2 separate regions of the Homo sapiens genome follow, and region 2 is linked to region 1. The links are chromatin loops, found by intact Hi-C in ENCODE. Cell type or tissue: IMR-90. All regions are shown on one strand. Links, peaks and the distances in the headings refer to the core of each region. The heading gives the core; the rest is flanking DNA. Region 1 overlaps ZNF608 (zinc finger protein 608). Region 2 has its middle 64 kb from the start of ALDH7A1.

Evidence for each region. Peaks named below come from ENCODE experiments on the same cell type or tissue, not always from the same donor. Only the 100,000 strongest peaks of a DNase experiment are listed, where the experiment ranks them.
Region 2: a loop joins it to region 1, with 10 times the contacts of the local background. A loop is called at or near these places in 3 of 110 quality-filtered maps.

What each region holds. Positions count from the first base shown.
Region 1 is chr5:124,727,806-124,739,710 of GRCh38, forward strand. All of the region lies in intron 2 of ZNF608 (zinc finger protein 608), which reads right to left. Among named protein-coding and RNA genes, the nearest start is that of ZNF608, 13 kb to the right of the region's middle. RefSeq lists enhancers at 5,420-5,992, 9,625-10,234, 10,843-11,450. In IMR-90, for the core only: no CTCF peak of the experiment used is centred there; a DNase peak (open chromatin) is centred at 8,516; H3K4me3 peaks cover 1,308 bases; H3K27ac peaks cover 1,658 bases.
Region 2 is chr5:126,525,750-126,537,654 of GRCh38, forward strand. No RefSeq gene overlaps it. Among named protein-coding and RNA genes, the nearest start is that of ALDH7A1, 64 kb to the right of the region's middle. In IMR-90, for the core only: no CTCF peak of the experiment used is centred there; a DNase peak (open chromatin) is centred at 6,132; H3K27ac peaks cover 202 bases.

The DNA of each region.
Region 1 (11,905 bases), core at 5,792-10,791:
CTCGGCTCACCACAACCTCCATCTCCCGGGTTAAAGCGATTCTCTTGCCTCAGCCTCCCAAGTAGCTGGGATTACAGGCATGTGCCACCATGCCCGACTAATTTTGTATTTTTAGTAGAGACAGGGTTTGTCCATGTTGGTCGGGCTGGTCTCGAACTCTCGACCTCAGGTGATCTGCCCGCCTCGGCTTCCCAAAGTCCTGGGATTACAGGGGGTGAGCCACTGTGCCGGGCCCCAAGTATCTTAAGAAACATCTGTAAAGGAGGTTCTCTCCAAACACAGCTTTACAAATAGGCAGAAGAGATGACTGCCCAAAGGTGTGATTTAAGACACCAGGAAAGCTCTTATGCCTCTCCTCCTATTAGACCAGTCCCTACCTTTGAATTCCATACCTTGGTCTTGAAAAGTCGACTCACGATGGGATTGAGGTGCTATCTTAAAATCACCTTAAGGGTCATTCAATAGGTTGGTATTGGAGGGCAAAGCTCTTGATAAATGGAGAAAAAAATAGGCTTTAGGTGGATAGGAACATATCAGAAAGATATTTTCAGGAGGAATTTAGCCAAGGGGATCAAAGCAAAGATCACCTCTGCTTTGGGGTGGCTGACATTTTGTTTATCTAGCTCTCCCATGCTGCTGGCAATAATAATAGCCTCACAGACATGTACAGTACTCACTCCTCCACAGGAAGCACCTTCTCTTGACCTATCTTACGCAGATTTTCCATAATCTGAAAATCACTATCCCAACATGTCTGGCCTTCTGCTTATCTTCGTTACCATGCAAGACAACCTCAAACTCGTTCCTTAGCCATTTTTAAATGCTGAAGACTCAATAATCAAATATGACAGCAATTGATATATGATAAATACATATACATTTAGCTCATTCTCTATAGTTCCTGAATATTATTAAATATGTTGATTTATAAATATTTGGGCATATTTCCACTCTAGTGCAAGAAATATATCCATGTTGCTTGCGTTGTAGACTCTAGTACCATAAACCCCACCCACTTAAACAATGCGGACTTTATCAACAGCCCCATAACCTCACCTTCTGTCCTATTTCCTAAACCCCATGACACATCACTCTTCTTTCTCTTCTTATAATTCCAAGTAACATAAATAAAATTCACTATAGAACCCTATTAGCCCACCAACTTCAAAAGCTAATTTATGGGCCCAAGATTTAGGTCAGCAGTATTCTAACTTTACAAAAGGGGAGGAGACCAATTTCTGCCCTTTAAGCGCTCATCTGCACAGGAAGCAACCAGAAGGAGGAGGTCCCTGAGTCGCTTTAAAAGCATCAGTTCTGATTACCGTACTCATTCTGGCATGGCCATCAAATGCAAGAAGTGTGAAGAAGAAATGGATGCTGTTTTAAAAGAAGGCTCGTCCTGACACAGCACACTGATCACCATCTCACTGTCCCTTTCACAAGCTTACTCCGTCTTTGAGCTTCACAGCTGCAGTTTGGGAAGAACAGGCTAGCCCAGGCCTCCAAGAGCATCCCAGAGAGGAAGACCAGCCAATGGAGGTCCTGAGTGAGAGGGACATTTGCCCTAATGTTTGGTGAGGTACCTAACAATGCCCCTAAACCAAGGATAGCGAGTGGCAGCAAAGTGGTATCACACTGGAGCGGAAACCTATTCTGAGCCCGGGAGAGGCTAAACACTCACATTTAGGAAACACTTAAGAACAGAACATAGTAAATCCTTAAACATTAAAAATTACTCCTCTTGTAGGTTGTATTGGTTCGTGCTGTTACAACAAATTCTTTAAGCTGTTCCTTGACTGTAAATACTGTACTTCTATATGTGTATATGTTTAAGTATATATATCTATGTGTGTTTATAAATATAAAATATACATATATGCTATATTTAGTGATCTGTGGTTACTTTTATTTCTTTTTTGTTGTTTACTTGTTGTTTCCCACACTCCCCCAAAGGGTACTTTGAAATCTTTCCAGTTTTTACAATTAAACCTAACCATCTGGACAAAAATCTTCACATTCACTAAATTAGTCACAGATTTTGTGGGTAAGCTGAGAAAGTAAATGCTATGCTCAGTGCTAGGATTTAAACCACATCTACCACAGCAAAACACTCTCTCTCCAATAATCTCTCCAATTATGCACGCACATTCAGGCTCAAATAACATGGAAGCAACTACACCTCACTGCACAGATTTGTACAATTAGTATTATTCCTTAGATCCTGAAGCAACAACAAATCCAAAGTAAAATTATTCAAAAAGCTTTCAGAATTTATTTTACAGACAAAAGATAAAACAGTACCTATTTTTTCACCACCATTTAACTTCCTCCTACTACTGGTGTGTGCTGGCAAGCTGCTCACCAAATGCACAAGTGATTTGAAGAGATCTGTGTTTATGTGTTAAACACTGGCAACAATGTGATTTGAATACATAGGGCATTTTCTAGATTTTTCAAGTGTAAAAAGGCTTCCACCCTCTTCAGAGTTTACTTTAAGTGTCAAAAAAGGAAAATTTAACATGTTTAAGACCCAATATACTTACAGAGCTGAAATCCAACAAGGGCAAGTGATTTCGTGTTGTCATCCAATCACCAGTATATAGCTATAGATATTACAAAATTTCTATCAGTCTAAAACTAGACAGGATTATCTGCTGGAAGTAACTCTTGCAGATGTACTGACTCCAGGTAAATGGAAAAGACTGGTTTTTACAAGGAAATAATGTACAGGAATTTATAGCAGGCTTACGGATGCAAATGCTAGTGTTTCAAAGGAGACTTTAAGCCTTTAATGTGAGCTAAGATAGAGAGTATTAGACTTTGGTGTAAACAGGTTTATAGAAATCATTTTCAGAGTGTCTTAGGTTGGCATTTTTCCTTTCACATTTTATATGGGCAACAAAAAGGATCCACGTCTGTAGTATACAGAACAGGTTAGAGAGGAGAAGCAAGAGACAAGAACTCTTGTTAATATTAAATTGTGAGGGGCCGAAAGCTCAGCACTTACTCTCCATTCTTTATGCTACATGTGAGCACATATTAAACTTACTGAAATAAATTTGTATTTCGGGGGGTTGTTTTTTAAATCCTCAGAAGCATTCATAGAGTGGAGGCACTGACAATTTGGTAAAAAGCTTTCTTTCCAGGAAGGATTAAAACTGTAGAGCAATTTCAAGATTGCAAAGCTTCTAGGCTGTCACAAATATTAAGAGAAGCCATGTTTATCTTTGCACTTTTGTTTTGGTTTGCTAAGTAAACCTAGACTGAGCATTCAGTCAACCAAAGAAATCACATGTAGGTGAGCATCTGCAGGTTTTCCTACTGGTAAGACATGATTTTTTTTTATAACTTTAAAAAGATGTGTTTACACAAATTTAGTCTACTTAGTGACTATGGCAGTGTTATTGTTTTTTGGGTTTTTTTGAGACGGAGTCTCGCTCTGTGGCCCAGGCTGGTGTGCAGTGGCACGATGTCAGCTCACTGCAACCTCTGCCTCCCGGGTTCAAGCGATTCTCCTGTTGCAGCTTCCTGAGTAGCTGGGGTTATAGGTGCGAACCACCACACCTGGCTAATTTTTGTATTCTTTTAGTACAGACGGGGTTTCACCATGTTGGTCAGGCTGGTCTCGAACTCCTGACCTCGTGATCCGCCCACCTCAGCCTTCCAAAGTGCTGGGATTACAGGCGTGAGCCACCGCGCCCAGCCAACTGACACAAGATTTAAAAGTTTGGAGTTTTAGGCCAGGAGTGGTGGCTCATGCCTATAATCTCAGCATTTTGGGAGGCTGAGGCGGGCAGATTACCTGAGGCCAGGAGTTCGAGACTAGCCTGGCCAACATGGTGAAACCCCATCTCAACTAAAAATACAAAAATTAGCCAGGCGTGCTGGTGGGTGTCTGTAATCCCAGATACTCGGGAGGCTGAGGCAAGAGAATCGCTTGGACCCGGGAGGCGGAGGTTGCAGCGAGCCGAGATCGTGCCACTGCACTCCAGCCTGGGCGACAAAGCAAGACTCCATCTCAAAAAACAAAAAAAAAGTTTGGAGTTTTAGACATTAACAGAAGTAAAATCCAGTCTCTTTCCTCACTAATACGGAAAATATTAACAGGAAAGAATCAGGAATGAGCAATGGCACATTAAAAAGTAAGTAGCAGTTTGACAAAACTGAAACTACTTAGACCTAATTTTTTACACTCTCTTTGCTCCCCAATTCCTACAATCCTCTTGTTCACCGCCCCTCAGAAGAAATAGATCTATAAAATGAAGCTATCAGCCATTATTTGGATTCAAAAATCATGCCATTTCAAAAGGATCATGATACCAAAATAATAAATAATACCAGAACTTAAAGCTAGGAGAAAAACAAAACAAGATCACCTAAAGCCAATTCAGATATTTAAAAGTTCAATGTATCAAATATGCATCAATAAACAAATGATTTTAATGTTACAGAAGAAATGGGCTTTTTCATGGCATGCATCCTGAGTTATCAAAAAGAGAGACAGTTTATACACAAAAGAGCAGATTAAGATAAAGGGTTTCACTCCCAAGATTAAAGTAAAAATAAAAACAGTGAGTTGAGGAGTGTTTAGAATGATACTTCTAGAAAATAATGCTAGGTCTTTCCAGAAACCTATTTATTCACAATAAGATTAGAAGGACAAACTGCAACTACAACATGGACAAATGCCATGATTTCTGGTCTTCTAGTCCTTAGGAAAGGGGTTTTTTTGTTTGTTCAAAAAAAAAAAAAAAAGACATACTGACATTCAGGCTGCCAGGCAACTGCTTTTCCCCCTCCAAAACTGCTGTACCACTTCACTGCTGTTGCTGGAGAGTCCCTTTCTATTCAGAAACAGGGCTACTAACTAATGAAATCATGGGGAATTTCTATAAATGGTCCCAATTATTCAAGAGAATGCATTGTCTAGGGCCCTTGCAACAAAAGCTCTACCCCAACCACCCTCTTTCCCACACACCTTTCTTCTACTTTTTACTCCCTAGCTCCACCACCACCATTCCTCCTTAAGTGAGCAAACAGGAAGATTCAGCAAGTCTTCTAGCCCCTCTCTCAGCTAAAAGAACCTTGAGAGTTTTGCTTCCTGACCAGGGAGCACAGAAATAATCTGCCTCCCCACCTTCTTCCCTCCCTCTATACAGCTTAAAAGATGCACTTGGCTAGGCAGTTCTCTCCATTAAACAATTCATTCTTCTTTTGCCTTCTTTGTGAAAAAAAAAAAGGGTAAAAACAGCTGAGCATGATCACAAAACATAACACTGGGCATTCAATTTCTGTACCTTACGGCCTCATTCTTTCACCTCATCCATAGGATTTGGCGACCAAGTAAATCTTAATCTGCAAACAAATGGTTTGCTCTCCAATTAAACCATTCATTCTCTCTATCTCTCTCTCTTTTTTTTTTTTTTTTTTTTTTTCTGTTTGGCGGCTACCCAACCCAAAGACTTCTAGGTTCTTCCATTATTTAGCTCTCCCAATGGTTAAAAAGCAATAAGCTCATTTGGAGTTTATAAAACTATGCACCATCAACAAAAGCATGTAATGCTTCCAAGATGCACAGTGGCTTCTACAAGCACAATGAGGAGCTGTGTGTAGTCTCTCCCCAAACAAAAATGCCCAGGCCCCAATTAAGCACCCTGGGGGCTTTCAAAGCAGTTATGCTAAGTTGCAAATACAGCAAGATCCACTTGAACTCCAACTGTCTTGTGTGCTTTTCCTCCCAAGGTAGGGAAAAAGCCGGGGCAGACTGACCTCATTAAAGGGTAATTAGTGAACCCCAGGACTTGAGGGGCTACCACAATCATTGCTATTGTGAGCATTTCACTACAGGGCCACTAATTTTTTCATTTTTTTAACCCAGGAGGTCTCTGCAATCTGAAGGCCCAACATTTTAAATTTTTAAGGATTTCAATCTGGCTGTTTTTTTCTACTACTAGTCATTGAGTAAGAAGAAAGGAAGCAATACAAAGAGCACTCCGACTTCTTTTGTGGAATTCTGGCATATCTAAAAATAAGTTTTTAGAAAACCATTTAAATAACATATACCCTATATATCTAAGAAATAATTTTGAATAGGTTTTGTTGAAACAAAATGAAATAAATTCTCCACCTCCTGATTAGAGATTCAAAGTGGCACATAAAAGAGCATTAGAAATCAATCAATATAGGGTTTTATGATTATATATGATAAAGATGTTTAAAAAAAACTCATGCATCCATTTACATGTGCAGTTCTTACTCAGAAACTAATACACAGTGATGCGATCAACATAACCACTTTACCATCAATAAAATCCTTCACACCTCTTTAAAGCCCATTATTACTGTTGATATCAATCTGCCAAGATGCTTGAGGACTAAATTCTACTATAAAAGGCACCAGTAAATTTCGCCGTTTACATTAAGAGTAGCACCTTTTCACAAATACTAATCCACTGCCTTGGTACTAAAATTCTCCAGTACTTGAGAAAGCAGTCTTTAAGGCAAGTAATAAAATGGTTGTCTTAACTTGACATTCTCAGCAACCAAGATTTAAACAACTCTAATATTTACATATAATCAGGGGGATCAACATCTTTGTTAAAAAAAATCACTGAAAGAGAGGAAATGGAGTTGGGGTGATAAGTGATGATCACCCTCTATACAGAACCACCCCGAAGCCCAGAACTAGGTCCATTCTCCTAACACTGGCGTACGGAGGGACTGGGAAGACCAAAGTCACAGGAACCCACCTACTATACTGATCTCAGTACAACCACCCCAGCCGCTCGCTGAGGGAGGGTGTGCTCCAGAGACCTACACAAAAACTTGGGTACACATTAATGCCCACAGTAACTTATTTAATGCTACCCTTAGATTTGTGCCAAGCCAATTAATCACTCAATTCGTTTATTTGGGTTTACAGCTTTTGAATATTGAATGAAAGAATTTAAACGTGTGGAACAAAAGTCTTTGTGTTTTGGCCAAAGTATACTTAAACTATATTTAGAAGGAAATGTGTCTGTATATTTCTCTTTTATTAAAACACTGCATAGGGACCGTTCCTTAGCCAAACATCCTTGTTTTATTTTAGAAATACTACAAAATTTATTTGCATTACTTAAACATATGCAATACATTTTGGGAAATCTTGAAAAGATGGAAAAGTCTTATTAAGTGATGGGGGGCAACCATAGTTGCTTTGTTTTGTTTTAATGTACCCAGTATATTCGGCTTTCGGGAAAAAATGCAAATCCTGGAAGTCATTCCAAACAGTTGGAAACTCTTCCTCTTAAAGTAAATCCAAGGGCTCAAAAAATAAATATTCAAGAGCATTAATTTGTTTCTAGATGTGTGCGTGCAAGTAAAACAGCAGTCATAATGTGGAAATTTCAGTCACATTTTGCAACTAATTGGAAGCAGATTAGAATTCTGCCTCAGGGGAACGTTGTCAAACTAGAAGCTGGAGCAAATGAAGAAAGAGGTGAAGGCGTCGTGAAGAGCTGACAGATTTACAGCGCTCAGGGCCATAAACGGGTCCCTGGCGGGAAGAAGGGCGCGTTCCCGGCTGCACGCCCCCGCCGCCCCGTCGGGAACGCGCAGCCCCGGGCCCGAGGTGCCAGCGGCCACGCCCCCAGGAGCCCAGGGCCCTCCATCTGCTCCCATAGCGAAAACAATAAAGGGACCTGCTGAAGAAACCAGTGCGACTGATAAGATAGAAAACCTGCACACTGATAAACTGGAGGATGCAAAAGTCAAAGGGAGAGAAGGCTTCTTTATTTTAAGAATGGGGGAAGGGGAGAGCAAAAGAAAGCAGATTGTGGAGGATAATACAGCAATGGAGTAATGTTTGGAAACAGCTGCTCCCTTTCTACTTCAGTGTCTGGCATCTGCTGCGGCATCATGGGAAAGGCTGGTGAAAGATTTGGGCAGGGAATGTAAATGGAGACAATTGACCAAATGGAGTTGGATGCGGAGAGGCTCAACTGCTCTGTTTTAACATCATGTTGCTCCCTTTTGGGGGCAGAAACAAACAATATTACTTAACTCAAATTACACCTTTAGAGAAGTTTAAAAATTTGGGAATACGAATCGCTTTTCAATTACTGAAGATGTCAAACGATACAAGGGGATAAAATCTAGCTGCAGCCTCCACTTCTCAAAATGTTGAGCTCATCTTCCACACAACTTCACAGAAAAGCTAAAAGGAAGTAGTTTCCTCTGTGTTTCACTTATTTTGAAAAAAAAAAAACATGTTTAATCACCACTGCTTACTTCTTAACTGGCTCAAGGGATAGTTTCTATTTGTTGTGCCTATTTTCCCCTTCGTTGCAAAGATTCAGCTCTAATTTCATTTCCATCACAAAAGAATTGGCAAATAACTAAAGCACGGGAACACATAACTAAAGTGCGGCTGTGCTAGTCATAAGCCTATAATAAAGCACAGATTTGATAGCATTATCCATGTACTGTGGTGAACCACACACAAATAAACAGTTCTCCATGAAGAATGAAAACCCAAGGCTTCAACCCTTCCAGTTCAAACATTTTTGTTGTTTTTAACATGAGCCATCCATAAAATCAGCCAAGGAAGTGACAGGAAATCCAGAAGTAAACTGGTCTGGCTATGCACGCTTTGGAAAAAAAAGTTAGAAGATGCTTTCCAACTCATCCTGATGATGTGTGAGGTGAATAATGGATAAAACTGTAAAATCTAGGTACAAAAACAAAAGGTACTTTTATGCCAGCTGAATCCAAACACATGATGAGTGTAGTTTAAAAAAAAAAAAGTACATTTCCTCCAGCATGGGGAAAATTTTCTAACCTAACTAGGAACAACTTAGACACAACCTTTGAACCTTCAGTGACTAATGCGAAGGACAAAAAGGTATACCAAAAGCGGCCAGAGGGCCAGATGTGCTTTTCCTAAGAAACTAAACCAGGAGTTTTCTTTAATCAAAAGGACAAACAGTGACTTCCAGGAGTTTATGAAAGTGTGACCAATTGGAACTTTGTCGTCTGTTGCTAATTGAGGCATATAAAAGAGTCCACTTCTTAAAACATACTACTAACACTTTTTTTAAAAATTCTCTGCCACATGACAAAAACCAGAATCGAGTTGACTGGTAGAAGATCAGTGCAACCAAAGACCAAGCTATTATTTCAAACTGTCAGGGGAAGGCAGTAAAATTGCTACCAGGTCTCCTTAAGTTACCCTTCAATGAAAAGAAGCCATCAGGGAAATAAGAGGAAAAGAAAACACATCAAAACCTTAAAAGTCCCTTTAAGTAAAATTATACGTCTGTGGCACCATGCCATCTGCTCTCTGGTTAGCATAATAAGCCAATTCCACAACCTAAATATCTGCTTTCTGAAATCATTATGTACAACACAAAATATAATCAATATATTTTTACTTGCTTTTTAAACTGTAAAAGCTACATTCATGTGGCATTATTGGAATATGCCTAAATGTCCCTGCAGACACATTTTTCTTAAGGTGCTAGCTGACAATGAGGATTCCCAGGAGGCAGAAAGCTCAGTAGTTGGGTTGGAATAGTCACAGTGAATGATATTCAAACTAGGTCGGGGGGTGGAAATGAGAAAGAAGAGTAAGTGGCTTTGAAAAATCCACAGAAGTATTTGTTCATCATTTCAAACCTATTTGTTCTAACCGAAACACCTTTTCCTTTGAGTTCTTTATTACAGTTACAATATATACCTTTAAGTTTTCATTTAGTTTCACTGGGGGGAAAAGCCTTCTGAATACCAGATGGGATCCCTGTGGTTCAAGGCCCACAGACCTAGCAAAATATAAGTATTTGCTTTGTGATCATTTCAGTTCTTAAGGCAAAACCCATCATCTTTTCTACTACATTCCCAAAGGTATTTCCAAGAAAAATTTAGCAAATATGCAAAATTCAGCTTTAGGAGCAAAGTCTCACTTTGGATATGCAAGAGGTTGCATATCCTTTGAGCTCTCAAAATAACATTACAAACAGCCCAACTGCTGGTCAATCAACTATGAATAGTTTAACAACCTTTCATTCAGTTGCAAAGGCTTTGTTCCCATTGCCAAAACCTTGAGCTTAAATTAAAAAGAACTTGTGACAGGGAGCAAGTAGTCACTAGTGAAACTGCAGTTGGGAGAAAGAATTAGACACAGAGGGAGAGGTCCATATATTCTGCAACAGAGTGGAACGTAAAACCAACAGTGAACATTTTTTAAAGAATAAAACCCATACTAACTAAATACTCCCAATCCAACATCTGTATATGCAGTTACAACATTTATATACACACACCTATGACATACCAGTTACAGGGCACCAATATCATACACATATTACTTACTCTCTAATGACAGTCTAAGTCATCACTGAGGCAGGGAGCTCACCTGTTCTCCATCCCTTTAATCTTCAATGACTACATTAGGAGAGTATTATGATCATTTATCAACAAGAATCCTAGCGAAGAAGGGTTATTTTCCCTAAGATGTTGCTAACAAGGATAGCCCAGTATTTCCTTAGTTCTGACTTCCATATAACACAGGAATGTAATACAAGTAATTTAGGAATAAAGTGTTTTGTATTCAAGCAAAACCCTTGATGTTCAGATTGCTGGCAAGTTCAGAGTGCTGGCAATCAAAACTATGTTGTGCTGCAGTAATTACTATGAAAAACTTCCAGTGCTTAATATTAAAGAATAGAATAACATGATCCTGCCACCTCTTCTACACCTCTAGAGTGTGTTCAATGTGGCAATTATCTTCCTTCAAGAAGCAGAGAGTTTAAACTGCATTGAAACTCAATTATACTCATGACTTTTGAAAACATACACTCCAAGTCAGGTTTCATCACATTCAAATCACTGCACAATATCTTATGAAACAGATTTTATCCCCCTCCCACAAGACATCTTCAAGCATAAAAATGACTTATTTTCAGCTCTGTACCCACTTTTCACTTTATTAAAGTAGAGGGATGGCTGAGCAATGCTGAAAGACAAAGAAGGATCTCAACTGATAAAAACAATTCAACGTGCAGCTCTCCCACACGTCATTACCCAGGCAGCCTAGAGCTGCCACCACGTTAAAAAACCAGATCACACACTTGTTAACAAAAAACACATTACTTTGCTACTTTTAAGAATGCAAAGAACTAGGAGTAGTAGATTTATGATTTAAGTGCTTGTGGCTAAAATAGCTTTCCAATTATCAAGGGCCTCTTAGGAAGAGCAAGAATGCATTATGTGTTAATGACCACAACCAGGGGTCCCTTTCTCGACTCTTTTGTCAGAACCCAAGCAGATCCTCCCCGCAGCTTCACCATTAACATGTCTGTTTCCTGTCAGGCCACTCAGAGATAATGTCATTTATCTCAGGGAGGCACAAGCCCAGTCATTAGCTTCAATAAAAGACCTCAAACAAAGGCCGGATAATGTTTTACCCAGGGCTCTAACTAAACCCAGAACCAAGATTCTTAGTGTCTAAAAGTCAAGGACTCAAAAGTTACCCTTCCTTAAAAGGATATTTTCCTCATTATCAACAATCCTAGATTACAGCTCTGAACAAGAGCAAGGTCTATGTATAGTAAACACCAGTCCACAGCAATATCACACACAATTAGATTAACTGATAAACGCTGACCAGAGTTGGCGTGAGAGCCTTTTCCCCTCCTTGCCTCCAGGGGGAAAATTGACAGAATAATTCAAGTACTGACTAAATAGTCAGATCTTTGGAAAAGCTGACCGCTCATTGTGATTGCCTGCAGGAACTGTATAACCATTATAAAGTGTTCAATGGCTGGGCTTCTGGAAATCTTTTAAATAAAAGTGGAACTGGTTAAAATAAATGCAGGAACATGTGTTTTCACAGTGTTGCTCATATTACTGCAATTTCAAGTTTCTA
Region 2 (11,905 bases), core at 3,438-8,437, 1.8 Mb after region 1:
ATGGGGTGGAGCCTCAGGAAGTTCATGTCATTTGCAGGTGGGAGGAGCCTGGCCTCTCCTGTTCCAGGGTGGAACCCGGGATTCAGTCCGTGAGGCAGGAAGCCAACTAGCAGGACTTCTGCTTTGCTGAGAGTCCCTGTTTCCTGTTTTTTCCCTTTTTTGCCTAATAAATTCAATTTTTCTCAAACCTTCGAAGTGTCTGCAAGCCTAATCTCTCATGGTTGTGTGACAAGAACCCCGTTGTTAGCTGAACTAAGGAGAAAGTCCTACAACAGCAGGGATCCTGCACACACCCACATCCCCTGTTTCACTCCAAGCCAGCCCCACTGGCTTCCTCCTCTTTTTCCTCTTCCTGGGAAGAATATCAAATATGCCAACCTCCTTCCTGCTGTAGAAGAGGAAAGGCTTTTCCTCTACCCCCTTAGGTTCTGAGTCTGGAGATGATAGCTTGAACGGACAAAAAACAGACTAACAGGAGGAAAACTATACACATTTTATTTGATATTAATTAATATTTTTATATAACATGAGAGGCTTCATAGAAAAAAATGAAAATCCAAAGGACCGTTAGACCTAGGGGCTCACATACCATTTTAACAAAGGGCAATAAATTGTGAAGATGTGGCAAGACAAAGGAAAAAAAGGCTTGGGCTAGGGGTAGTGAATTGTGGAAAAGTGACTATAAAATATATAAAGAAACTAATGGAAGATATAAGTTATTTTAGTAAGATTTGTTTTTATAGATTCATCTCAGTATCAACTCTCCATCTCCAATGATAAGAATGTTCTACTCTTCTTCCTGGTACAGGGAGGGTACTTATGGGAAATTTATGCTCTGCTTTTAGGTAGAAAAGGGGAGGGCAGAGAGCCCTTCCTGCATATGCTGTTTCTCAACTGCCTTCATCTGAAAATAATGAATATGCCAAAGCAGCATATTTTGAGATGGTACATTCTAATCCTTTACACTGCCCTGACTGACCCTTGCCTGGACACTCAGCTGCTTGCATCACTCCTTCCATTCTCATCTCAGCTGAAATGTCATCTTGTCATCTCCTCAACAAGGGCTTTGCTGACCTCCTTAAGTTAGGATATTCCCCCACACCTCCCTGACCCCATTATTCTATATTCTAAAAGTCTTTTCTCTTTTTAATGGCATTTTGTTTCAAATATCTCAATTTGTGGTCAATATATTTGCTGATTTACTTGTTTATTGACTTCCCCCTTCTCTAGACTGAGGGCAAAAACTGATATCTGCTTATTCTCCAAATTTTTCTTTTGCCTACCTATATTTTCTAGGTTTTTTTCAAATGCCCTGTTTCATAACAAGAAAATAAGATAAGATGGTTGTTAATGTTAACAACATGCTGAGGCTGGGCACCGTGGCTCACGCCTATAATCCTAGCCCTTTGGGTGGCCAAGGCTTGAGGCTCACTTGAGCCCAGGAGTTTAAGATCAGCCCGGGCAACATAGTGAGATCTCATCTCTACAAAAAATAAAAACACATTAGCTGGGTGTGTTGGCACAGGCCTGTAGTTGTCTCAGCTACTCTGGAGGCTGAGACAGGAGAATCACTTGAGCCTGAGAGGTCAAGGCTGGAGTGAGCCATGATCACACAACTGCACTCCAGCCTGGGTTTCAGGTTCAGCCAGATCCAGGTTCTCATTATGACCCTTCCAGCTCCCAGCTGTGTGCATGTGGGCAAACAGTCTAAACTCTCCAAGCCTTAGTGTTCTTATATATAAATTATTTTTTAAATATCAATTTTCAACTATTGCTCTATATTTAACATTTTGTTACTGGTAATATTCTTGCTTGCTATTTTTAGAAGTTAACTCTTCAAAAAATCATGAAAATTGAAAACTCATCTATACTTTGAACCAAATAAAACTGCCAATATTTGATTATTTTTAAACTTTTTTTAAAATGACAATTTGATATGGTACAACATAATTTATGGTTTTTTTGACTTGGGGGTTCAGTGGGAAGCATAAAAATTTGGACTCTGCAAATAGTTTGATGGATAGCTGAACCTCCATTGTCCAAGTCAATGGAAGTTCCCCAAATAGCCCAACTCAATGGAAACCTCTGCTTTTTGCTTCCTACTAGTTCAAGGTCCAGGGGCACTGAGGAGAAAACATTATTTTAATGTCCCATGGCTCCAACTAGATTGATAAGTTCCCAACTTCATGACTGTCTGTGCTTCATGAGAATTTCTATAAGAAGAGAAAAAAAAAGTATGACTCACTTAAAATTGAAGAAAAAGAATTTTCCCATAAAGCAATGGTTCACAAATCTGTTTATCTTAGCTCATAGATCACCACCTCCCCACTGTCTGCTCACATTGCCACAGCCACCCACAGTTATCACCCCTTTTAAAAAGATAGAATTTCCTTGTTCCTTTATTGCTAAGATGGTAAGTAAAGCATAGTTTAGACAATGAGTATATATGGGAAAGCACCAGTTAAAGAAATATAGGAACATTCCAGTGTTTTTCCTTCCAAATAAGGAAGCTCATATTTATATGAGCTAAGTTAAGTGAGGTAATAAAAATTTGGCCGAGTGCAATGGCTCACACCTGTAATCCCAGGCTGAGGCAGGCAGATTACTTGAGGTAAGAAGTTCAAGACCAGCCTGGCCAACATAGTGAAACCCTGTCTCTACTAAAAATACAAAAATTAGCTGGGCATGGTGGCTAGCGCCTGTAATCCCAGCTACTGGGGAGACTGAGACAGAATTGCTTGAATCCAGGAGGTGGAGGTTGCAGTGAGCCCAGATTGTGCCGCTGCACTCCAGCCTAGGTGACAGAATGAGACATCATCTAAAAATAATAATAATAACTACTTTAAAGTTCATATGGAACCAAAAAAGAGCCCGCATCACCAAGTCGATCCTAAGCCAAAAGAACAAAGCTGGAGGCATCACACTACCTGACTTCAAACTATACTACAAGGCTACAGTAACCAAAACAGCATGGTACTGGTACCAAAACAGAGATATAGATCAATGGAACAGAACAGAGCCCTCAGAAATAACGCCGCATATCTACAACTATCTGATCTTTGACAAACCTGACAAAAACAAGCAATGGGGAAAGGATTCCCTATTTAATAAATGGTGCTGGGAAAACTGGCTAGCCATATGTAGAAAGCTGAAACTGGATCCCTTCCTTACACCTTATACAAAAATCAATTCAAGATGGATTAAAGACTTAAACGTTAGACCTAAAACCATAAAAACCCTAGAAGAAAACCTAGGCATTACCATTCAGGACGTAGGCATGGGCAAGGACTTCATGTCTAAAACACCAAAAGCAATGGCAACAAAAGCCAAAATTGACAAATGGGATCTAATTAAACTAAAGAGCTTCTGCACAGCAAAAGAAACTACCATCAGAGTGAACAGGCAACCTACAAAATGGGAGAAAATTTTCGCAACCTACTCATCTGACAAAGGGCTAATATCCAGAACCTACAATGAACTCAAACAAATTTACAAGAAAAAAACAAACAACCCCATCAAAAAGTGGGCGAAGGACATGAACAGACACTTCTCAAAAGAAGACATTTATGCAGCCAAAAAACACATGAAAAAATGCTCACCATCACTGGCCATCAGAGAAATGCAAATCAAAACCACAATGAGATACCATCTCACGCCAGTTAGAATGGCGATCATTAAAAAGTCAGGAAACAACAGGTGCTGGAGAGGATGTGGAGAAATAGGAACACTTTTACACTGTTGGTGGGACTGTAAACTAGTTCAACCATTGTGGAAGTCAGTGTGGCGATTCCTCAGGGATCTAGAACTAGAAATAGCATTCGACCCAGCCATCCCATTACTGGATATATACCCAAATGACTATAAATCATGCTGCTATAAAGACACATGCACATGTATGTTTATTGCGGCACTATTCACAATAGCAAAGACTTGGAACCAACCCAAATGTCCAACAATGATAGACTGGATTAAGAAAATGAGGCACATATACACCATGGAATACTATGCAGCCATAAAAAAGGATGAGTTCATGTCCTTTGTAGGGACATGGATGAAATTGGAAATCATCATTCTCAGTAAACTATCACAAGAACAAAAAACCAAACACCGCATATTCTCACTCATATGTGGGAATTGAACAATGAGATCACATGGACACAGGAAGGGGAACATCACACTCTGGGGACTGTTGTGGGGTGGGGGGAGGGGGGAGGGATAGCATTAGGAGATATACCTAATGCTAGATGACGAGTTAGTGGGTGCAGCGCACCAGCATGTCACATGTATACATATGTAACTAACCTGCACATTGTGCACATGTACCCTAAAACTTAAAGTATAATAATAAAAAAAAATAATAATAATAACAAAATTCTTTAAGATAAAATAGAAATTGGCTTCTGTGACATAAAAATAATAGGAGAAAAACTTATAAAAAAATCACAATTGGCTGCCTTCCCCTTATGTCTGAGAGTGAAAAAAATACCAAGGTGGGTGTATCAAACTTCCTGCTTTGTTGCCAGTTGCACTTACATAGATATTTTGAGCCTAGCATGATGCATTCAAATATATCAACATTTTAATATACTAATAATATTATTACTATTCCTAAACCAATGAGTAAGAAGATAAAAAGGGGAAATGCCCCGCATTTGTAACTGAATAGATATGAAATAAATTAAAGAATATAAGCTTAGTTAATTCTAAACACCTCTAAACTGGCATGGTTTTCTATGGTCATCCTAGCTAGATCTAGATTTTTATTTTCATTTTATTTATTTTTATTTATGTTGATTGATTGATTGAGACAGGGTCTCTATCTGTCGCTTAGGGTGGAGTACGGTTGACATGACTATGGCTCACTGCAGCCTAGGCCACCTGAGCTCAAACGATCCTCCTGCCTCCACCTCCCAAGTAGCTGGGACTACAGGCACACACCACCATGCCCAGCTAATTTTTTTTTTGTTTCATTTTTCATAGAAACAGGATCTCACTATGTTACCCAGGCTGGTCTTGAACTCCTGGGCTCAAGCTATCCTCCCTCCTTGGCCTCCCAAAATGCTGTGATTACAGGCATGGACCATTGTATCCATCCTTGGATTTAGATTTTTTTATCCCAATCTCTCCCTGGTCTTCACAGACACACATGTTAAACCAACATACCTGTTATGACTAGATTTGGCTGCAAGTGATTTTTTAAAAAATGAACAAAATGGAAGTTTAAGAGCCTACAGGTAGGCAATTCGGAGCTGGTCTGGCGATGCCTAGAAGTCCTCAGGAACCCTGTCTACTTTTTCACCTGGCCATACCTCCAGTCAGAAGGCAGAAGAGGCTGACTTTATTCCAAGCAGCTTTGTGCCCACCCTAGAACAGAGGGGATGGATATGGGGTAGGAAATAGCTGTCTCTACCATCACCAAATTCTACCAAACATATAAAAAGAAGCCAATACCTCCACAAATTCATCCATTTATTTGCTTCTTCACAAATGTTAACTAATTTCACACTATATGCCAGGCATCTTGCTCAATGAACACAGGAAAGCAAGAGAGCGTGAACAAACTAGACAAGGTCCTGCCCTCACAGAGCGTCCACTGAGTGAGTGAAACAGACATGAAAAAATCAGGGTGCGCTGCATCTGTTAGGGACAAAAGGAGGGAGAAGTTAATTTGACTTTGGGGTGAGGATGGTCATAAAAAGCTTTCTGTAACCTTCCTTACTGTTATTAAGCGATACAGACAAGAGAAAAGAAATACATGTTATAACAAACCAGAAATAACCCTGAAGTGAATTTTCTGTAGTGACTATTTAACAATAAGCCACAGTGCAGCTTGCGCTATGCTGCTTAATATGGTAAACAAAGTTCAGCCAAGGATCCTTTGCTGGAGGGAATAGCTTGTCCAGTTAGAAAGCTCCTTTTGTTTCTGAAAGCTACTAAAAAACTCAAGCCCTTCAAGTCATTTTAGCAACTCTGAGGGAACAATTATGCTTTTGTGCACAGACTTTAAAGAAAGCGTTTCACAGAGAAAAATCTTGTTGGTGGACAGAGAGGATGGCACATTGCCCAGGTTTTTTTTAATAAAGATGCAGGACTGAGCAGATGTGATAACTCTAGCCATTTAGTCACAGAGGCACATAGGTTATAAAATGTCAACAGTAGGGCAGGCTTCTTGTGTAGATTAGAAGTTCTGGGAGGCCACAGTGGAGAGAGCCCTGGGAAGGCTAAACTAGCCACAGCTGGGGTGGTTCTGTGCTTCCGGTGAGCAAGAATAAAATGAAATCCCTTGAGGAGGAAAGAAGGCAATGTGTTCGCCAGAAAAGTCATAGTTAAATGTAGAGGTCAAAAAATAAAAGGAAGGGAATGAGGCCAGGGGTGCTAAGCTTACCTGCATTCACAGAAAATACTACATGATTTGTGATTTACCTGGCAGCTGGGGTGGATGGCAGAGAAAGTCAAGGGCAGGCAAATCCCTTCTCTTGGTCTGCTCCTTGCACAGGGCAAACATGAGAATAAAAACTCATTGAGTTATTGCTGCAGGTTCTATGGTCTAGAAGCTATAGAAAATTGTCTGATGCTTTTTATTTATCTTTTTTGTTTTCTTTGAGACGGAGTCTCACTCTGTCTCCCAGGCTGGAGTGCAGTGTGTGATCTCAGCTCACTGCCATATCCCAGGTTCAAGCGATTCTTGGGCCTCAGACAGATGTGCACCACCACACCCGGCTAATTTTTGTTTTAGCATTTTTAGTAGAGACGGGGTTTCACTATGTTGGCCAGCTGGTCTAGAACTCCTGACCTCAGGTGATCCACCCACCTCGGCCTCTCAAAGTGCTGGGATTATAGGCGTGAGCCACTGTGCCCGGCCTCTTTTTTTTTTTTTTTTTTTTTTCATTTCAGGTGGTTAAAATCACTTGATCTCTCTCTTTGGGGCACCTGAAATCTGGATTTAAAGCACCGGGGAAACATTACAATGATTTTGCATAATTTTTTAGGTTGGAACAAATTGTTTCTTCAAGGAAGGAAAAAAAATTTTCAATGAATCGTTAATTCTTTTTTTCTCCTTTTATTTTCTTTGTTGACATTTGGCCAAAGATGAACTTTTTTCCTTTTTTATTTTTATCTATTTATTCACTTATTTTCAGAGATAGCATCTCACTCTGTCACCCAGGCTGGAGTGCAATGGTACAATCATAGCTCACTGCAACCTTGAATTCCTGAGCTCAAGGATCCTCCCGCCTCAGCCTCCCAAGTAGCTGGGACTACAGGCACGCACCACCACGTCTGGCTAATTTGTTTACTTTTTGTAGATTCAGGGTCTTGCTATGTTGCCCAAGCTAGTCGCCAACTCCTGACCTCAAGCGATCCTCCCACATCAGCCTCCCAAAGTGTTGGGATTACAAGCATAAGCCACTGTGCCCAGCTGTTATTTTTTCTTTTTTAAATTAAAGCTTTTAATACTGAGGGATGTAGTATAAAACTAGCATCTGATTCTCTAAGCTTCTCCAGCACAAAATAGGAGCAAGTTGATGTTCCTTTATACTATCCCCAGAAAAGATAAGTCAATGTGTCCTCTAGGCCCCAAGAAAGGGCACAGGGCACAGAACATGTAAATCTTCTCTCCCCTACCCTGTTTGAGATTGTGAGCACAGCTCACCTTCCTAGCTCAAAGCTGAATGTTTTCATGTTAGAAGCATGTTCAGTGACCCACTAAATAGGATCAAATATCTCATTTCATTCAGGAGATTTTCACAGGTGAAAGTCAAAGAATTTAAATATTCAGTGAACAATTTGAGTTCACCAGCTCAAAACAGACAGAAGCTAAAACTCAACTAGAAGATGTTTCCTTCTTCTACACTTCTGTACAGGGGTTCAACTCACTGCAATCCAAGACCAATCCATTCTAGCCAAGGTTCTTGGGTCTGTCGGCTGGCAGAATATGCCACCTCAAAATATGACACTTTGACATAAGGATTATTTTGAGCTGAAGGCAATTGAGAAGATCACGCCCGTAATCCTAGCACTTTGGGTGGCCGAGGCAGGCAGATCACCTGAGGTCAGGAGTTCAAGACCAGCCTGGCCAACATTATGAAACCCCGTCTCTACCAACAATACAAAACTTAGCCGGGTGAGGTGGCACACACCTGTAATCCCAGCTACTCGGGAGGCTGAAGCAGCAGAATGGCTTGAACCCGGGAGGCAGAGGTTGTGGTGAGCTGAGATTGTGCCATTGCACTCCAGCCTGGACAACAAGAGTGAAACTCTGTCTCAAAAAAAAGAAAAAAAAATGTATTGGTCCTTTGCTAAAATGCTATAAGCCCATGTTCCAACCAAACCTTTGAGTTTATTCATCTCTGAGTGTTCCCGCATGTAATTGCAGTGCACATACTAATAAAATTCTGATTGTTTTCTTTTGTTAATCTGTCTATGTCAATCCAATGCATAGGGGCTCAGCCAGAGAAGCTAGAAAGGTAATCAGAAAAAGAATTTGGTCCCTTTCAAAAGTTTCTTGAAGAGACTCCGCTGTCATTAGAGGCAGCTCTAGAGATCCTACCATACCTCCAGTGACCCAGCCTATAGACTCAAGACACAGCCCCGTCTCCTTTCTCTGCTCATTCTTGCTCAATCCCTGGACCTGCCAAACGGGGCCCTAGCCCCCAGACTATGTGGTTTCCCCTAGACCCTGTTTACTGAAGAAATACTCTTTGAATCAGGGTGACCCATCAGTCCAGACCTCTGAGCCTCGCTTAATTAAATGAGTGCCCCAAGGATGGTCCAGGCCTAGACCAGCTCCACACAGAAAGCAGGGAGCTCTAAGCGCTTCCATCAATAACACTGAGAGATGAAGCCAGCTGTACTTCCTGGGTGGAGTGGGGACTTAGAGAACTTTTCTCTCTAGCTAGAGGATTGTAAATTCACCAATCAGTGTTCTGTGTCTAGCTAAAGGATTGTAAATGGACTAATCAGCACTCTAAAATGGACCAATCAGCACTCTGTAAAATGGACCAATCAGCAGGATGTGGGCAGGGCCAAATGAGGGAATAAAACCTGGCCACCCAAGCCAGCAGCAGCAACACACTCAGATGTGGTGTTCCCAGTGTTTCCTGGCTAAAAGTTGGGAATCAAATGCAGGTCTCTTGACAGGCCTGGTGCCATAGATTAAGAATCTGCTGAGCCAGAGCATAGCAAATGGAGAAGAGGCCATGCTGAGCTAGAAGAGGCTTGAAATGTAACTTAGCCTGGAGAGAGAAATGTATAAAGTTGGGAAAGATGGTCTGAGCTGTCACCCATCTAGGGCTAATTGGAGTGCACAGCCTCCAACTAAAGAAACTTAAATTTGATTTTTTTGAAAGTTGTCTCCTGGCCTGGTGCAGTGGCTAACGCCTATAATCCTGAAATGGGAGAGTTCCCTGACCCCCCTCAGAGACGTGTGACCGAATGTGGCTCATCTGTTCGGCCACTGTGCACTCAAACCCCTTAGAGGAGGGGGAGCACGCAGGAGCTGGGGCAAGCGCTTCTGGGCTCTGACCCCACAGTAGCATCTAGGGGTGGGTGCCTGTAACTTCTGAAGCCCCAGTGGGCATATTACAGTACTTTTTTAGCTCTGCCGTCACAGATGGCTTAAGTGTTAACTAGCTCAGTGCCCTCTCCGGGTCCTTGTCCGGCATCCAGGAAGAATCAGGTCACACGGACAAATTGAAGGATGGTAAATGAGGGGGATTTTATTGCCAGATGGAGGTGGCTCTCAGCGGGATGGATGGGGACCTGGCGAGGGGATGGAGTGGGAAGATGATCTTCCCCTGGAGTTAGGCAGACCCACAGCCAATCTCCTCTCCTATCATCCCCAGGCAAACTCCTCTCAACATTCAGATGCTCCTTCCCTTCTCTCCTTCTCTGCTGCACTGCTCTTATGCTCCTCTGCTCTTCTGCTCGTGGAGCCTGAGGTTTGGGATTTATATGGGTACAGGATGGGGGGCATGGTGGGCCAAAAAGCAACATTTGGGCACAAAAACAGGAATGCTTCTTCCCATTTAGGGCCGTGGGTTTCCAAGCTTCAGGGTGGGGACTTTGCCAGGGAACCACCCTCTTCTACGCAGTATCTCCCTGCCTCCTCTCTGTATCACTCCCAGCACATTGGGAGGCTGAGGCGGGTGGATTGCTTGAGCTCAGGATTTTGAGAGCAGCCTAGGAAACATGGCAAAACCCTATCTCTACAAGAAATACAAAAATTCGCCAGGCATGGTGGCATGCGCCTGTGGTACCAGCTACTTGAGAGGTTGAAGTGGGAGGATTACTTGAGCCCAGGCAGTCAAGGCTGCAGTGAGCCATGACCACAACACTGCACTCCAGCCTGGGCAACAGTGGGAGACCTGTCTCAAAAAAAAAAAAAAAAAGAAAGAAAGAAAGGAAGTTGACTCCCAAACAAAATAAGCACTTAGACCAATTTTGGCCATAGGGCACCAGTCTTTGATTTAGATTTGGTCCAATTCATTATTGGAAGAGCTGGGGCACAAAGAGATCAAATTACTTCTCTAAGATCATTTGGCCCCTTAGAAACAGAGCTGTGCCTGGAATGCAGGTGCTCTACCTCCGGGACCTGTGCCCACTCCTCCTATTCCACTCTTCCAGCTTAAGTCCAGGCATCTCTCCTTTCTGCCCCAGAGCAAGCATGGGGCAGTCAAGTACTATTTTGATTCTGACTCAAAATTCTGCATTTAAGGAAAGATCAGTTCTTCTTTCTCTACCTCTTCTCTTCCCAAACAATTCAGTCCTGAAGCCATTAGATGGGTGAGAAGAGTGCCTCCACGTAGAGGAGCTGTACATGGGTGTCAGAGCCTCAACTAGGTGATGAGGGCACTCATGTAAGGACAAGTCCAGCACCATCAGAACCGGAGAGAGGTGGGGAGGGCGTCCTCATGAGATGGGAGATAAGTGATACACAAGGAGTGATCTACAAAAAAATGCATCAAGGGTAGTGAGGCAGGTTTCTCATCAGAGACAAGAGTTGCAGATAGTGAAAGGGAAAACTAAAAAGGAACGCTGTGGTGTTGGATAGGATTCGGAAGTTTTATGTAAACTCACACTTGTCCATATAAACAGATTTATAAATAAATGTAGATGTAAATGTCTGCCAGCTGCAAGGGCCTGGGAGCAGTGACATGCCCACATCAACAGGCATCCCTACACTAGACTCTGGCTTATAAACATGATGCTTTACCAAAAAAGACCTGGGATCCTTGAAGAAACGGCTGATTCTAGGGCTTGGGCAGGAAAAGTACAAACTGAACCTGGAACATCTTGTGCCAAAAAGAAAGGAAGTGCTCAGAGAAGGACAGGAACGTGTTGAAAGGACAGTGAAGCCAGCTTGAAGGGAGTCCTGCTGGCCAAATCAGGGATATAAAAATTTAGTTCGAGCATCAAAGTAAGTAATGTAATAAATGGATTATAACTCATTGGATAAAATAGAAAAATTTAAGTACATACAAATATAAATAAGTGAATCAATGGAAAGTTTGATGGAGAGCAGGACAGGTTCATAGTTTCAAAGTATCTCCCCTCACAAAGACCTATTAATTTACAAAGGGTAAAAGAGATGTTTCACAGGGGAGAACGCTGGCAGACACCACCTTAATCAAGAATCAAAGTTAATATCATTGGTATGGGCAAACGGAAATGACATCACACACTGCCTGGTAGGATGCAGGTGAGAATACGGTGTTTCTCTGTGAGTGTAGGGCTTAAGATGCACAACCTGAATTACATTATGAGGAAACGTCAAGTCGAGGGATGATCTATGAAATAAGTGGCGTGTAATTTCAAAAGCATGAAAGTCAAGAGAAGACTAAAAGAGACTAAAGAGATATGACAACATACAAGGGGCAAAAGTTGAACGGGATCTGAGGATTAGATA